2 separate regions of the Homo sapiens genome follow, and region 1 is linked to region 2. A link is a loop called in an ENCODE intact Hi-C map of the cell type or tissue named here. Cell type or tissue: PC-3. All regions are shown on one strand.

The links. Hi-C counts contacts between places; a loop is a spot of excess contacts. Peaks named below come from ENCODE experiments on the same cell type or tissue, not always from the same donor. Only the 100,000 strongest peaks of a DNase experiment are listed, where the experiment ranks them.
Region 1: it touches region 2 in a loop (3.0-fold over the local background); 1 of 110 quality-filtered maps calls a loop at or near these places.

What each region holds. Positions count from the first base shown.
Region 1 is chr14:72,635,741-72,640,740 of GRCh38, reverse strand. All of the region lies in intron 8 of DPF3 (double PHD fingers 3), which reads left to right. Among named protein-coding and RNA genes, the nearest start is that of MIR7843, 120 kb to the right of the region's middle. In PC-3, no CTCF peak of the experiment used is centred here; DNase peaks (open chromatin) are centred at 2,540 and 4,430; H3K4me3 peaks cover 886 bases; H3K27ac peaks cover 3,326 bases.
Region 2 is chr14:72,744,144-72,749,143 of GRCh38, reverse strand. All of the region lies in intron 3 of DPF3 (double PHD fingers 3), which reads left to right. Among named protein-coding and RNA genes, the nearest start is that of DPF3, 150 kb to the left of the region's middle. In PC-3, a CTCF peak has its summit at 3,065 (motif pointing left); DNase peaks (open chromatin) are centred at 3,013 and 3,403; H3K27ac peaks cover 858 bases.

The sequences.
Region 1 (5,000 bases), 110 kb after region 2:
GCCCAGTTTGAATCCATTGTTATACTCTGCAAGTCGCATCTCTGCTAACAGTTTTATCATCTACTCTGTGGCCCAACCTAGGAATCTTGATGCCATTTTTTACTTCTGCCTCTTCCTCACACACATATTCAAGCAGGTATCACGTCCTATTGACCAATTCTACCTCTCAAATGTTTCCTCCTTTCATCCCCACAATTATTAGATCTGCCCTGGACTAATGCCCCTCATTACAGTGTAAGCTCCAGAAGGGTAGGATTTTGTCTGTTTTCCATTGCTCAGCATCTATCACAGCACCTGGCACATTGCAAGTGCTCAATACAAACTCATTGAATAGATGGATTTAGTGACTGGTCCCCCTTCCCCAGCCATCTCCAACACATCTGCCTTCTGACCTATCACCAGACTCATCTCTCTAAAGCATGGGTACAAGCACATCAGTTTCTTGCTTAAAAACCTCCGAGGAGTCCCCACTGTTTACAGAATTAAATTCAGATCCTCATGCCTACATAAGAGGCTCTTCATAATCTTTCCTCATACCTTTCTAGCATCATCTCCTGCAATTCCTCTTTTCCCTGCTCTCCTTGAGCTACTCTGCTTTGCCTGAGTGGACCATGCACCTTATATTTCCTGCTGTTGCCTTTCCCTGTAATGCTGTTTCCATTTTTTTTTTTTTTTTTTTTTTTTTTTTTTTTTTACTTAGAAAACTCCTATTTATCCTTTAAGGCCCAGCTTGAAAGCTACCTCCTCTCAGTGGCTTTCCCTGAGCCTCTCCAGCATTATTTATTGCTTCCTTATCTGTAGGAACTTCATTCATTCTCCTATTATGGCACTTATCACATTGTATTATAGTCATTTAAAAGAGTCTCTCTCTCTATATATAATAGTTATCTGTGTAAGAAATTACTCCAAAACTCAACAGCTTAAAACAACAAACACTTATTATCTCATAGTTTCTGTGGGTCAGGAATCTATGTGTGTTTTATCTGGGTGCCTCTGGCCCAAGGCCTCCCTTGGGTTGCAGTCAAGTTGTCAGCTGGGGCTGTGGTCTCATCTGAAGGCTCACTTGGGAGATAATTCAATTCCAAGCCCACACGTGTGGGTTCTGGCAGGATTCAGTTCCCCTTGGGCTGCTGCACTGAGGCCTTCCTTCATATGTTGCCACATGGACCTGTCTGTAGGGCATCTCACAATATAGCAGCTGGCTTCCCTTAGAGCAAGTAAGTGAGAAAGCATAAGAGAGGATTCGGAAGATGAAAGTTGCAGTCTTTTTATAACCTAATATTATAAGTGACATCTCATCACTTCTGCCATATTCTACTAGTTTGAGGTGAGTCATTTAGTGCAGCCCACACTCAAGGGGGGAGAATGACAAAAGAGTATGGTGTCCTTCATTGATAGCCACGCCAGAGACTGCCTAGCACACCTACCAAACTGAGCTCCTCAAGGCAGGAGTCATGCCTCATTCCTCTTTGAAACTTCAGCACCTTGTACAGTTCCTGGCAATGAACAGGTGCTCAGTGAATTTTGCCAAATTAAGTGGAATTATTTTTCTATGAGAATCTGATCACAATTGGGTAGATTGCAAAGTCCACAAGAACACTCAAAATTAGACTAAAATGATTTAAAAATGGCGCACTGGCTCATGCCTGTAATCCCAGCACTTTGGGAGGCCAAGGCAGGCAGATCGCAAGGTTAGGAGATCGAGACCATCCTGGCTAACACGGTGAAACCCCGTCTCTACTAAAAAATACAAAAAATTAGCCAGGCATGGTGGCGGGCGCCTGTAGTCCCAGCTACTCAGGAGGCTGAGGCAGGAGAATGGCGTCAATCCAGGAGGCAGAGCTCGCAGTGAGCCAAGATCACGCCACTGCACTCCAGCATGGACGACAGATCAAGACTCCGTCTCAAAAAAAAAAAAAAATGTAAAACAAAGTGTCTAAGTGTCATGAGTACACTGTCAGTCCTCTACTTCTAGGTACTTCTATGATTGCTTCCCAGGCTCACGTAGAAAAGGATAGGAAAGCATTTTTTCCTTTTGACTTAGCACAACTCTGTGGAATATTTTTTGGAAGAAAAAATTAGAATGCTACTTCAAAGGTCCTCAGGCAACTCAAGAACTTAGACCACTCATGAATTCATCTTCTAATTCATGGATGATCAGCAGTTGGAGGATCATGGGCAATCAAGTGTTGACCAATCACTGCTGTTTTCCACCAGCTATACATCAATTACAGACATTTTGAAATTCTCCTGGATGTACTCAGGACAGTAGGAAGTACAGGGATTACAGGGTTTCCAATCTAAGCAATGGTTTCTTTTTCAGGCTCATTTTCCTAAAGAAAACACAGAGCCTTTAGCCAGGTCCCATGGTTGGATGCTCCTGAGGTCCAGAGAGGCCTGGAATGCACAGCAAATGTCAAGGCTTGGCATCTAAAATTGATGTTGGGCTCTGGGCAATGATTCAGCCGCCTGACCTTCACACACTGTTGTGGGGCAAGAATCACTTTGGGCAGCTGGTTGCCTGCAATCTACAAATCCAGAGAAGCATTTAAAAGGAAAGTCATCCAGAGTTGCTCATACCGATGACCCTCTTCTCTTAGTCACTTCCTGCCTGGCAATATCTGCAGCTGTCACACAGCAGCTCAACCTAGCTCATCCCAGATCTAATATTCCTCATCGATGGAACCTTACCCAAGGCCTCTGTCTACCTTCAGTTTATGACAGCTCATCTGTATAGGCCTAACTTATTGCATGGCGGTGGGTGGTATGGTTGATGAAAAGTCCTTTAGATTTCTAGATTTCTTTTGCTTTCTGTCTTGGCCATCTTTTGTTGTGTCGACATTGGATCGGACTGGGCTGGTCAATATGGGAAAGTTGACATGAATTCTAGAAGGACTTACTGGCTATTTTAATTTCTTTCTTAGTTTTTTTCTTTTTTAACTTTCAGTTTTAGCTGGCAAACTTTAGAAGGCTTGTTTATCCCACCAAGCAGATGGGCAATTGGGGATCAGTAGTATCTTTAAAAATACCATTTTTGGGTGGCATAGACAAAGCTACAGCTTCATGGATAGCAGATTCCAATGCTTTAACTTAATATATTGAAAAACTAATGCTAGAGAAGTCAATTGACTTGTCCAAAGGACTCAGGTGCTGTAATATATCTCAAAGTGTGGCAGTTGTAAATTGAGGGCAGGGGTTTGGATTTTCTCACTGCTATATCCCCAGTACCTGGAAGAGTGCCTGCCATATTTATATATTCAACAAATACTGTCAAAGGAATGAATAAATGAATAAATTATTTTTGATCCTCAGCTGCAGTGACTAATTAGGGGCTTTGGGGTCATTACTATGACTCTCAACGTATTCCTAGTGCTGTGCATTGGCCCCAAGTTGAGTCGAGTAAATTGTATAAATCCAGGTCAAGGCTTCCCTATCCCATTATTTCACTTTAAGAAGACCAACCATGATGTATGCCCTCAGGCTTATAGACAGGTGTAGATCCACTTCCTAGAGACTCCACCTTGGACCACACCTGACCACGAAAACTTGGGGAATTTCTAGGACCATTTGAGAATGGCGCCATGAGCCCTTGGCTGTTTAGCCTATTAAAAGTGCCCGTAATACTCTTGCATGAATGTGCTTTGTATGGTTATTTATAAGAATGACTGGTGCAATAGCCCCTGGGGCTTGCATCCCATGTGTTTCCTGGGTGCCACAGACCTTGACAACTGGAGGAGAGGATAAACAAACCTCTAAGAGGAGTGGAGCTGGATGCACAGGAAGGTGTTTTGCCCAAGAAAGGGCAGCCACACAGCTCACGCTATCATTTATTTTTAATGCATTTTTGTTTGTTTGGTATTTGTCCTTTCCATTCTCTTTCTCTTCTTTGTCCTCTTTGAAGTGCAATAAAAATGGTGAGAGAAAAAGGGAGCCATTCAGATGCCTCTGGAGTGCCATTGTGATCATCGATTTGCAGGTGTCTTCAGCATTAGAAGTAACATCTGGGGGCAGATAGAGGTGAACCTGCAGACCTTTGCAGAAGGTTTACAAAGCAGGGCTTGAGAAATAATTATGTGAAGCAGCAGTGCCCAGTTATCATACTTGCCATAGTATATACATAAAGGAGTTGAACTTTTGATTGCTCAGAATTGGTCCATCCCTTTCCCCTTTACAGATTCAATATAATGACTGAGCCTCCTTCTCTCCACCTGCCAAGCTGGGTCTCAAAGTGGAGGAGCATGAAGAGAGGGGGAGGGAATGGGGCAGAGAGAGAGACAGAAGAGGGAGAGAAGAGAAAGAGAGAAGAGAGGAGTGAGAGAATGAAAATGAATGGATCTGATTGAATGAGATGGCTTCCCAAAGAGAACTAGTAATAATTTTTCTTCTCAAATTACCCTGTAGCATGATGATTCAGATATGACTATACTTTGCATAAATGCTTTAGCTAAAACTTCATATATACATTTGCAATTTGTAAATACCAGGAATTTTATATGTGTATGAGAATATAGAGAACTATTTGAAATTTGAGCCAAATTATTTTCTAATGAATGCCCATGGAGACTTGTTTTTGGCGCTATTTTGGGTTGGAATTGATTCTATGTATTTTATGTAATACAATTTCTGTAAACCAAGCATCAGAATAAGGAGCACAATTTGAGTTTTGCATTTACTTGCCTGAGAACCATGGATATTTAAGTTCTCTTTGCCTGAGAAATTAGCTTTTAAGAGATCAACATTGATAAATAAGGTAATAAAGTATAATTAGATGTTTATAATTTCACAATGAATAAATAATAGACCATGCTGATTCCAAAGTTATTTATATTTGTTTTATTTATGTTTTCAATGCATACCTAGGAAGATAATTTTTTTTCCTGGAGCCCTAATTCAATCAGTGATGTGGCTTAGCCTAGTCCAAATTAAATACCGGTGATAATAAAATAAAAACTCTTTTAATAAGGATCATAATGTAAGAGACACATGTCATAGCAGTTTGT
Region 2 (5,000 bases):
GCCTTTCTCCTGGCTGCTTTCATGGGCTGGCATTGAGTGTCTGCGGCTTTTCCAGGTGCAAGGTGCAAGCCGTCAGTGGATCTACCATTCTGGGATCTGGAAGATGGTGGCCCTCTTCTCACAGCTCCGCTAGGTGGTGCCCCAGGTGGGACTCTGTGTGGGGGCTCCCACCCGACATTTCCCTTTCACACTGCCTAGCAGAGGTTCTCCATGAGGACCTCACCCCTACAGAAAACTTCTGCCTGGGTATCCAGGCATTTCCATACATCTTCTGAAATCTAGGCAGAGGTTTCCAAACTTCAGTTCTTGACTTCTGTGTACTCACAGGCTCAACACCACATGGAATTTGTCAAGGCTTGAGGCTTGCACCCTCTGAAGCCACAGCCTGAGCTCTATGTTGGCCCCTTTCAGCCACAGCTGGAGCAGCTGGGACACAGGACACCAAGTCCCTAGGCTGCACATAACAGAAGGACCCTGAGCCTGGCTCACACAACCATTTCTTTCTCCTAAACCTCCAGGCCTGTGATGGGAGGGGCTGCCGTGAAGACCCTTGACATGCCCTGGAGACATTTTCCCCTTTGTCTTGGGGATTAATATTGGGCTCCTCATTACTTATGCAAATTTCTGTAGCCAGCTTGAATTTCTCCTCAGAAAATGGATTTTTTTTTTCTATTTCATTGTCAGGCTGCAAATTTTCCAAACTGTTATGCTCTGCTTCCCTTATAAAACTGAATGCCTTTAACAGCACCCAAGTCACTTCTTGAATGCTTTGCTGCTTAGAAATTTTTTCCACCAGATACCCTAAATCATCTCTCTCAAGTTCAACATTCCACAAATCTCTAGGGCAGGGGCAAAATGCCCCCATTCTCTTTGGTAAAATGTAACAAGAGTCACCTTTGCTCTAGTTCCCAACAAATTTTTCATCTCCATCTGGGACCACCCTAACCTGGACTTTATTGTCCATATCACTATCAGCATTTGGGGCAAAGTCATTCAACAAGTCTCTAGGAAGTTCCAAACTTTCCCACATTTCGCTGTCTTCTTCTGAGCCGTCCAAACTTTTCCAACCTCTGCCTGTTACCCAGTTGCAAAGTTGCTTCCATATTTTCGGGTATCTTTTCAGCAATGCCCCACTCTACTGGTACCAATTTACTGCATTAGTCTGTTTTCACACTGCTGATAAACACATACTTGAGACTGGGCAATTTACAAAAGAAACTGGTTTATTGGACTTACAGTTCCACATGGCTGGGGAGACAAAGAGGAGCAAGCCACATCTTACATGGATGGCAGGAGTCAAAGAGAGAGCTTGTGCAGAGAAATTCTTGTTTTTAAAACCATCAGATCTCGTGAGACCCATTCACTATCATAAGAACAGCATGGGAAAGACCCTCCCCCATGATTTGATCATCTCCCACTGGGTCCCTCCCACGTGGGAATTATGGGAGCTACAAGATGAGATTTGGATGGGGACACAGAGCCAAACCATATCACCTAGCTATTTTTTTTTTTTTTTTTGTAGAGACGGGGGTCTCACTATGTTGCCCAGCCTGGTTGCAAACTCCTGGCCTCAAGCAATCCTCCTGCCTCGGGCCTCCCAAAATGCTGGGATTATAGGGATCAGCCATCACACCCAGCCAGTCTCTCTGTACCTTTAACACTCTCTTCTCCTCATAGGGTAAGTGAGGGGGCTGCCAGCAGCTCCAGTCTCAGCACATACCACACCCAGCAGAAAGGCAGTCACCCTCAACAGCTGTGGCAGAGAAGACCTAGGAAGGACAGATTAGCTGGCTGGGGTTATTACCCCCCCACAACCAATTGCTGCCACCCAGGGGATGGGACACTCTGGTTAATCATCATCATCATAACCAGAGTCCGAAGAGCATGCTGTAGTTCATGCAGCATTTTCTTTCATGTCAGCTCCTTGGTCCCTACCATAGCCCTGGAAGGTAGAGAGGGAAGGAAGAGGTAAGAGGGTTGTGAGCCCATTTTAGAGGTGAGAGAAATCAGACTGTGGACAGAGCCAAGAAGAATTTGTTGTGCTGCTCATGTATCTGAGGAGCCCATGTTGGTGGGACTGAGGCAGGCAGCTATTTCTTGAGTGTTTGTGCCTTCTGCCTAAAAACATTTACTTTGGGCACACGGGCCTGCCAGTGTTTATGCCTGGCCTGTGGGTGAACGTGGAGCAGCTGAGTTCACAGCCTGCTTTGGCCATGCCCCGTTGTCGGGCCTGCCGTAACATGTGAGGGGAAGGGAAAGGAAGAACCTAGGGCTAGCGGTTTGCCATAGCCAAGTCCCCACCTGCACATGGCGTCTTGTATCTGTGATCATTTGAGAGGCTTCTTCAGCCTCTGCCCAAGCATGAGGCAGAAGTGGCTAGACCAGGTTTCCAGTGGTGAAAGTCCACCCCAGGGATGGGCAGGGTCCCGGGGAAGGACCCCATCTGCAGAGACAGGTGCTGGCCTTTGCAATTATCCGCCCTCGGGGGAAAAGTTGGGTTCCCCCAAGGCAGGCTTATTCCTCCACACCAGCCCCCAGATGCTGAGAAGCAATGAACAGCCGGGGCTGGAATGCGTGACTGTCACATGGCAGAGCACCTTCTCAGAGGAACTTGTTCCCCTCTTTGGGTAAACAGACCTACTACTAGGCCTGCTAAAAACACAGAAACAACCCCCACAAACCCTAGGGCAGATGCTTGTCATTTCCCAATCCTCTTCTGAGTCTGAACAGCCGGGGCTGCACCTGGCTCCCAGAATGTACCACCATGCCAGCCTGCAGCTGCGGGTGGTGAATGAAGAGGCCGTCGGAGTGCCCTGGAGTCAGTGGTAACGAGCCTCAGCCTGGTACCTCCAAGCAGCCAGGGCCCATCTAGAGAATGAGAAACAGCGCAGCCAAAGAAATGTACCCACTGTCTTCCCAGAGGTGATGCAAGTTTGCATTTGAATTTTTTGCACAGGCCAAAATTTCAGAAGAGTGACTTCATCCAGGGCCTTGACTAGCACATATGGTTTTGTTTGTGCAAAAGTGGAGGGTGGTGCCCCCTGGGGGGTGGACGTTTACAAAACGTATGATGCCCTTTCTGGTGGGTTAGTAGAGCACGAGCTAGATCTCAGCCCCTCTTCTGTGCACCTGGTGGGGGTCCCTTTGAGGGCACAACCTGCCCAACTTCCAGAGGCTCTGCCCTCATCATTCATAAAATGCAGTTTCCACTTGAGAGGACTCCTCCCTTTTTTGGGGGTATGTCCTCCCTCAGGAGGGTTAACAGGGCTAACTCGGACAGTATTTTAAAATAACTATCTCTTATTTTTATTCCATTTGATTTGGGCTCAAGGAGAGCTCAGTTTTTTGGCTGATACTTCGCGCGTGACTCAGGATAGAGTCATTGGCCAGAGTCTCTGGAGAATTTGCTGCAAATTCCTAGGAGGTGAGGATCATTAGCTGGGTGGACTGAGGCTGACCTTCCCAAGGAGAGGGGAGCAGGTGAGGGAAACAGAGATGGAGATGGAGGGAGAGGCTCTTTTTTACACATTGCAACGGAATTGGTATGACCTTTTTGAGGTACAATGAATAGTACCTACCAGTATTTAAAACACACATGCTCTTTGACCTAGACATTCTATTGCTAGGAACTTATTCTATAAATGAATATATGCATATAATATATATTGGGTATATATTTTTTATTGTGGCATGGTTTGTAATAACAACAAAGAATGGAAACTTCCAGAAGATCCATTGATGAGGACTAGTTAAATATATAGTACTTGTATATTCTATGAATGGAATATTATTTTGTCCTTTAAAAGAATGAGTAAAAAAAATATGGAGAGATGTTAAAGATATATTGCTAAGTGGCGAAAAAAAACAAATTGCACAACAAAAAGCAAATTGTACAACATTGTATATAATCCTCTGGGCAAAACTTGCTGAAGAACGATAATTTGTCCATCCTGGGTTGCATCTCTTTAAATTTATGGAAACTGGAAGGCTGAGTTATGTTGGAAAGAACCCAACCAACCAACCCACCCACCCATGGTGCCCCTCCACACCCACCCCCTGAGGATGCCTGTCTTTTCCTCATCTTCCCTCCCAGCCTCCTGGTGTGACCTCCCCTTGACAGAGGATGCTCAGGAATCTAGTTTTGCCTAGTACTGTTGAAGCCCACCTGGGTTCTGCCGTCAGCACACCCTGACATGTCCTCATCTCCTCCGGGAAGAGGGAGAATAGTCTGCCTGCTCTTCAAGAGACTGAGGGGCCACTGGCCTGGAGCAGAATTGTCTCAAGGCATGAGTTTCTTTCCACGTCAGACTCTCCTATGGACAGTGAGGAGATGTCACAAAAAATTTATGCCAACATTCAGCTTGTCCCTCCTGTATTCCTTTCTGTCCCTGCCTGAGTCCAGCAGTGATGGGCAGGTTTCAGCAACGAAGTCCAGGGGTAACGAGGGTCAGAGTTTTCTCTGAGCTCAGGTCTGCGGAGCTGTGTCAGGAAACCAGGTCAGGGCAAAGAGTGGGGGGTGCACGTTCAAGAATCTTGAGGGCTGTTGGAGAAGATCTGAGGACAGTGCCACAGAACCATCCTTTTCTGATTCAGTCCCCCGAAGCACTTTGCTCATGTGGGATGAGTGGACCTTTCAGGCTGGAAAGTGGGGAGCTGGGCCTGGGTGACATGGCAAGAACCTGTCTCTACAAAAAATACAAAAATTAGCCAGGTGTGGTGGTGGGCACCTGTAGGGTGACACTACTAGGGAGGCTGAGGTAGGAGGATCAATGAAGTCCGCGAGGTTGTGGCTGCAGTGAGCCATGATTGCACCACTGCCCTCCAGCCTGGGTGACAGAGGGAGGCCCTGGCTCAAAAAAAGTGGGGAGCTGGGTCTTGGCTGACATCGAGTCATTTGTTCCTGGGTGAAATTATTCCCTCCTGGAGTGACTCCCAGTCCTGCTGTCCTCACCCCTTCAGTGTGGTAAATGCACCATCCCTCTTCTGTTTCTTTATTATTT